Linked DNA regions of Homo sapiens: region 2 is linked to region 1. A link is a contact called in ENCODE Hi-C or POLR2A ChIA-PET data. All regions are on one chromosome and are shown on one strand. Each heading gives the region's core, a stretch centred on a gene start or an enhancer-like site at or near the end of the contact. The rest is flanking DNA. Distances are from core to core; before and after follow the strand shown.

The links. Hi-C counts contacts between places; a loop is a spot of excess contacts on that map. ChIA-PET counts read pairs that join two places held with the same protein, here RNA polymerase II (POLR2A). Pooled maps may share reads with other maps.
Region 2: a map with no recorded cell type shows a loop between it and region 1 (4-fold over the local background). The contact joins two enhancer-like sites. A Hi-C loop is called at or near these places in 1 of 37 single-sample maps with no recorded cell type and 2 of 50 pooled maps. POLR2A ChIA-PET finds 5 or more read pairs at or near these places in 2 of 52 experiments (GM12878 and activated naive CD4-positive, alpha-beta T cell).

Annotation. Positions count from the first base shown.
Region 1 is chr2:233,329,695-233,333,141 of GRCh38, reverse strand. It overlaps SAG (S-antigen visual arrestin), which reads right to left. Exons shown (of 16, transcript NM_000541.5): 10 at 1,430-1,502. Among named protein-coding and RNA genes, the nearest start is that of DGKD, 23 kb to the left of the region's middle. RefSeq lists an enhancer at 2,883-3,447. Within about 2 kb of position 1,426, at least 19 of the 41 ENCODE cell types and tissues checked have a DNase peak (open chromatin) inside an H3K27ac peak, as active enhancers do; they include GM12878, where a contact is called at or near this core.
Region 2 is chr2:233,518,533-233,522,028 of GRCh38, reverse strand. USP40 (ubiquitin specific peptidase 40) reads left to right here. Exons shown (of 32, transcript NM_001365479.2): 17 at 915-1,038; 18 at 2,358-2,415. Among named protein-coding and RNA genes, the nearest start is that of USP40, 47 kb to the left of the region's middle. Within about 2 kb of position 1,833, at least 3 of the 41 ENCODE cell types and tissues checked have a DNase peak (open chromatin) inside an H3K27ac peak, as active enhancers do; they include GM12878, where a contact is called at or near this core.

The DNA of each region.
Region 1 (3,447 bases), core at 177-2,676:
ACAGTAATAGTTTCTCCTAAAGTTGCCTTTTAAATATTCCCATATAGGCCAGGTGCGGTGGCTCACGCCTGTAATTTCAGCACTTTGGGAGGCTGAGGCAAGCAGATCACCTGAGGTCAGGAGTTTGAGACCAGCCTGGCCAACAGGTGAAACCCTGTCTCTACTAAAAATACAAAATCAGCCAGGCACGGTGGCTCACTCCTGTAATCCCAGCACTTTGGGAGGCCGAGGTGGGCAGATCACCTGAGGTCAGGAGTTCGAGACCAGCCTGGCTAACATGGTGAAACCCCATTTCTAATAAAAATACAAAAAATTAGCCAGGGGTGGTGGCGTGTGCCTGTAATCCCAGCTACTCAGGAGGCTGAGGCAGGAGAATCACTTGAACCCAGGAGGCAAAGGTTGCAGTGAGTCAAGATCGCGCCATTGCACTCCTGCTTGGGCAACAAGAGCAAAACTCCGTCTCAAAAAAAAAAAAAAATACAAAATTAGCTGGGCTTGGTGGCGGGCTCCTGTAATTCCAGCTACTTGGGAGACTGAGTCAGGAGAATGGCTCGAACCTGGGTGGTGGAGGTTGCAGTGAGCTGAGATCTCACCACTGCACTCCAGCCTGGGCAACAGAGTGAGACTCCATCTCAAAAAAATCTATCTATTACCTTATATTATCTTAAGGAATCAGTTGTCTTTCATCATTCCCCTACCCTAACCTTCCTCTAACCCTGATAATATTTTTTACATACAACGGTGCTTAGAACATGCCAGCAAGGCAAAGAGTTAAGACCTGGTCGAGCTATCCTCTCGGGGGGCTGGAGGTGGGAGATCATCGCCCCCCACTCCAAGCCATGTATTAAATGAATCTATTTGACTTTGTGGCACACAGCAAAGCTGGGCAGGTCTCTCAGGCCAGCATAAAGGAACCATGGCAGGATTCTCATTTGTTTTTGATTCTAACAAAGGGGAAAAGTCATTCACAACAACAGGCTAAGAACAGATATATTCTAATCCAGTTGTCACTGGTATAAGATTTCAATTTGAGATCAAAAGATAGGGAATCCTAGCCTGGGCTGACAGTTCATTTGACCATCTTCTGGGAGGTGGAAATAGTACCAAATTCCTAACAATTCATTCCAAGGATAAATAGAAAAAGCCAGCTGATCCCATGGTGACATTTCTGTCTTTATTTCTCTCCTCTGCGTCATTCTTTGGCTTGCATTAATCCTCAGAACTCCTGTAAGATGGGCACAGAGGGGTGTGGTAGATGCAGAGCTAAGATGCTAACTTTCTGTGCAGCCCTCGAAGGGAGAAAGAGGAAGGAAGTGGAAGGCTGGCGAGCTAGCTGAACATTCTAGTTCCTTCTTCAGCAATAAACGGCGAGAAACTTGACACAGAAGGCTGAGACGCCCAGGAAACGGAAACCCCAACAGCTACTCACTGCGCTTCCTCCATAGCCACGGGCTTGACGTAATAATCACTCGAGTAGAGAACCACATTGGCCACCTGTTCCACTGCAAGGGGAAGACGGGAGTCCGGTGGTCAGCACTGGTCCCCCAACACGTGCACTTTCCCTGCGGCCTCCCAGGGTACACGCTGGTCTCTCCTCTCTGATGATGGTTTCCCTCCACTTCCAAGGCTAGGCTTTCTCAGCCCTCAGCTTCAAGGCTGGGGTTTTGAAGTCCTGTCTCCAGGCCATTTCTGGTCACCCATAACCTGCTCTGTATCAACTCCCACCCATGTCCCCTAAGGCTGCAGCTCCTGGGAGACCCCTCCTTTCCCCTGCTCAGCCCTTTCTAACATCCTCCATCTTACTTCATGAACATTGTCCTTCCTGTCCTCCAAGAGACTAGCTAGAGGCAGTACAGGACTGGTTGGTGGGTGGAACGTGGTGGATAGGAAGGTGGGCCTGGAGCCAGGCTGTTTGGGTGCCAATCTTGGCTTAGCCACTAACTGTGGGGTGAATTATTTATCTATTCTAAGCCTCAGTTTCCCCATCAGTAAAATGGGGGTAATAATTGCATCTAACTCATAGGGACGTTGTGATGATTAAAAAGATGACTTTTAATCACCTTTAAAATTAAGCTTGAGGATTTTTTTAAAAAATAAAGGCAGGGTCTCCCTATATTGCCCAGGCTGGTCTTGAACTCCTGGGCTCAAGGGATCCTCCCACCTTGGCCTCCCAAAGTACTGGGATTACAGGCGTGAACCACTGCACTCAGCCAAAGTTTGAGGATAAAGAAACAATTTGTGCAAGGCATGCAGTACAGTGCCCAGCCTATAGAAAGCAATTAATATTTTGTTTTTAAAAAGTTAACAGCTATCCGGGTGCAGTGGCTCACACCGGTAATCCCAGCACTTTGGGAGGCTGAGGCGGATGGATCACCTGAGGTCAGGGGTTTGAAACCAGCCTGGCCAACATGGCGAAATCCCCATCTCTACTGAAAATACAAAATTAGCCAGGCAAAATTGGTGCACGCCTGTAATCCCAGCTACTTGGGAGGCTGAGGCAGGAGAATGGCTTGAACCCAGGAGCTGGAGGTTGCAGTGAGCCGAGATCACACCACTGCACTCCAGCCTGGGTGACAGAGGGAGACTGTGAAAGAAAGGGAGGAAGGAAGGAAGGAAGGAAGGAAGGAAGGAAGGAAGGAAGGAAGGAAGGAAGGAAGGAAGGAAGGGAGGGAGGGAAAAGTCTAGAATTCCTTAGTCTGCACGCATCAGGATTTCTGACCCTCATCTGTGATGACTCACAGGGAAAAGTGGTATATGACACCTAGGGCCACTGCTCACCCTGGCTTGCCCGGGAGAGCCCATTTTAGGACTGGAAGTTCCACATCCTCAGTCCTGGGCCCTGGGACAGTCACCCCAAGATGCATAAGTCTAACTTTGTCTTGGTCATTGAATGTTTGAGTTAAAAAGTGAACTTAGAGGTTACCCTCACAGGTCATTCCATCATGTCTTCCTCATGAAAGAGCCAAATAAGACCATTATATAAGACCCCCTGTGCTTTGATGCTTTTTGAGCTTAGTTAATGTGTGGGAACAACAGGCAGAAGGCACCTCCCCTGTAGGATATGGGAAGGTCAGCCATGACATGATGGCCATTTGAGCCGAGACAGTCACACTTCACCATTTACAAAGCGCTTCCATGTGGGACCTCCTTCAAGCCACACAAAGCCTGGGAAGGTAGACAAGGAGCCCCTGCTGTGGATGCCAGCTGGGATCACAGAGCCCACAGCATGAGTCCACAAATTAGGCCTCACCCACAACAATGTGCTGCATCTGTCAACCACAATGAGCACTGTGGGGCCCTCCAGGAAGGCATAACCATGGAAAGAGATCACTTGCCAGGAATTTTGTTCCAAGACAAAAACCAGCCGTAAGTGGGCAGGAAGTTGAATGAGATAACTTGTAAGGCCTTTCTCCCTCCGCAGTCCTGCTGCCTATGACAGCAGAGACA
Region 2 (3,496 bases), core at 584-3,083, 190 kb before region 1:
TATTTCGTCTTTCTCTGCTCAGTCTTCTTGTCTGTCAAATAGGGATAATAACTAGTGCCAACTTCATAGACTTGAGAGGATTGAAAGAGTTGAGTGCTTACAAAGTACACACAGTAAGTGCTAAATGTTTTAGTTAATATATTACGGTCATTGTCATAATTATCATACAGTTTTTCACTATTTTAAAGTAGTCTTCATGGAGCATCTTGTGCTTCATACTTTGTTTTATTTGGGATTGCTAGCTTAAGGTAGGAGCTCAGAATGGAATAACTGCAATAAAGAGTAGAATGATGTTTCAGAGCTCTAATGTACATTCCCAAAGAGGACTTCGGCAAGCCCATTAATGCTTCTGTGTGAATTAGAAAGAAGGCACCTCTTCAGGACCCTTTACTACTATCTGTGGGAAAATGTTAGAACAAGATACTCTACTGCCGGCTGCAATTATAAAACAAAACTCTATGTAGAAATGCAGTATACAATATATATGCCATGTGTGACACTCCTTAGATGTGGCCCTTTTGTGCAGTGTCAGTCTACAGACTGCACATGGCTGCCCTGTTGTTAAATGAAATCTAGATCCAGTGGGGTAGGCTCCTGGCATAGGTGCTCTTTTAAAGCTCCCCTAGTGATTTGCAGGGTGCAGGCAGAAGCCAGCAACTGTTTACTTACAGAAGTTCTCTGTGAAAAATGTGGCAACAAATTATGTAGGTAAATCAAAGAATATTTGGAGTCATGAATATAGACTCTATAGACTACTGCCTAACATTACCCTGCAAAGGTAGCCCACTTATCATAGAGACGACTCAGTAGAACTTGGTCACCTCTAATTAGTCACATTAAGTGACACATGCAGAGTTTTGGAAGTGATGCCTAAGGAAAGGTATTAATTTCTGATCTTTTCTTTTTACCTACAGCTTGTTGACCAAGGAAGAGAAATGGGTCACTAGTATGAATGAGATTGACTGGCTCCACGTTAAAAATTTATGCCAGTTAGAATCTGAAGAGAAGCAAGTTAAAATATCAGCAACTGTTAACACAGTGAGTAGAATATAATTAAAGGTTGGCTGATAGATTTTCAGTTAACAGAATTTTATTTAGAAAACAATACCTTAATCTTTCAGAACAGTTGTCTCAATAGACTTCAGCTCTTAGGAAGTCAGCTTTTTATTTAACATTTGATTATTGCTTGTTTACCTATGTTAGCCCTTAGCATATTTCAAGAAAATACGTGCCTTTTAAAATTTCCTCCAAAGCCTAGAATTAGAATGTGGGAGTTACTCATTTAGTTAGTTCATGGAATTCTCTGGCTCCCACAAAATGAAATTCTTTGGCTTCCTTGAAAATGCTGTTTTCAAGGGTCTTTTCTGTATTTTTTTTAAGCCAAGTATACATATGTTTTGGTTTTGTGTTGTGGACTTCTGTTTTTTAAATTTATCTTAAATTGTTTTACATTATACTCTGTTTTTCTGTAAAGCCAGGTGTTCTTAAAAGGAACTCTTTCAGTTCTCCATTTGAAGACTAGTTTCGTTAAACACCATCTCAGGAAATACCTTTTTATATTTATGTAGTCTCAATTCATTATGGGTTTTTTTTCTATAACAAGTTGAAACTTACTAGAATGTTGTTTTCTTTTATATAAATATTATAATTTCTTAAAGTGTGTTAATATTTACACTGTATGATGAATACACTAAAGTTCAGAAGATCTAGTACCTTGACCCTAAGTGAGAGACTTTGGTGAAGTCCTTTATGACTCACTCTGTTTCTTCTTTTCACAATGTGGGGTGCTGTGGGAGGACAGATTGTCTGACATCGGTTTTACTCCTAAATTTACAAGATTTTGTATCCTAGAGGAAATTAGGTTAAACTGAAAAAGGGAAAGAATCTAAAATAAAGTCATTTAAACAGAAATTTTAAATAGTGCACTCGGGCTGATAGTATACATTTTTATTTATGCTTACTGGCCCCACATTCATCATTCCTGACATAGAGAAATGTGATTGCCTGCAGTTTATTTTGTTTGCTTTCATGAGAAAAGTTACTGGTTTGTCAGCTTATTGCCTTTCAGCTAGTTTCTTTAGTTTCTGTAGTTTTCTACAGTTTCTGTAGTTTTCTGTAGGTGTCCTTTCTGTTCCAATTAACATCAATTTGGTAAAAACTTAACTATGAAGTCCTAAGTTTTTGCTTTTGATCTTATAAAAGGATTTCAGGGATGGAAAAATTTCCAGTGGGCAAAAACTACTAAATGTCAGGTAATTAATATCTCAAATAATTTGTTTATGCACACAGTGACAATCCTCATTTTCATCTCCTCCCATTTTTTACAACTTAGTCATTATTTTATTTCTCTGTTTTAGATGGTGTTTGATATTCGAATTAAAGCCATAAAGGAATTAAAATTAATGAAGGAACTAGGTAATCATTTACATTTTCTTTTCGGTTCTTAGTTTAGCTTAATTTTGGTCTTGAATTGAAGAAAATATAGGAGAATACAAAAAACAGTTTAGGGAGAACTCACATACCTACCACCCAAAATGGACAAATATTAACATTTTGTCATATGTTTGTTTTTGTTTGAAACATTATAAATGAAGTTAAAGTCCCCTGTGTTCTCCTCCTCAGACCTATTCTTTCTCTCCTTCCCCAGATACAATGAGTATATCTGATGTGGGTGTGTATCTAGTCCATGTATTCATGTTGTACTATACTGAATGTATATTCTGCAAACTCACTATTCACTTACCATTAGGCTTTCTGTGACAGCCTTATTAAGATATAATCTACATACCATAAAATTCACTCAGTTTAAGTGTTTAATTCAGTAATCATCAGTAAATGTGTAGAGTTCTATAACCATCACCACAATCCAGTTTTAGAATACTTCCATTACTCCAAAAATATCCCTGTACCCATCTGTATTCCAAGCCCCTGGCAACCACTAATCTGCTTTCTGTCTCTATAGACTTTATTTTCTTAATGTTTAATGTAATTGGAATCATAAAACATATAGTCTTTTGTGTCTGGCTTCTTTCACATAGCATATCATTTTTGAGGTTAGTCCATGATTTAGTACGTATCAATAGCTTGTTCCTTTGCATTGCTGACTAGTCTAGTATTCCATTATATGGATAGTATCACATTTTGTTTATCCTGGACAAACATGAATTGATAGACATTTGGATTGTCTCTACTTTTGTGCTTTTATGAATAATGCCACTATGAACTTTTACACATAAGTCTTGGTGAGGAGATATGTTTTCATTTCTCTTGGGTACATGTACCGGATTGGAATTGCTGGGTCATTTGCAAATTTATGTTTAACTTTATAAGAAACTCTCGCACTATTATCCAAAGTGACTGAACCATTTATACTCCCACTAGCAGTGTGTCAGGGTTGCAGTTTCTACATGTCCTTGTCAATCTGTGATTAATTGTGATTATCTTTTTTTTTTTTTTTTTTTTGAGACAGAGTCTCACTCTGTCAGCCAGGCTGGAG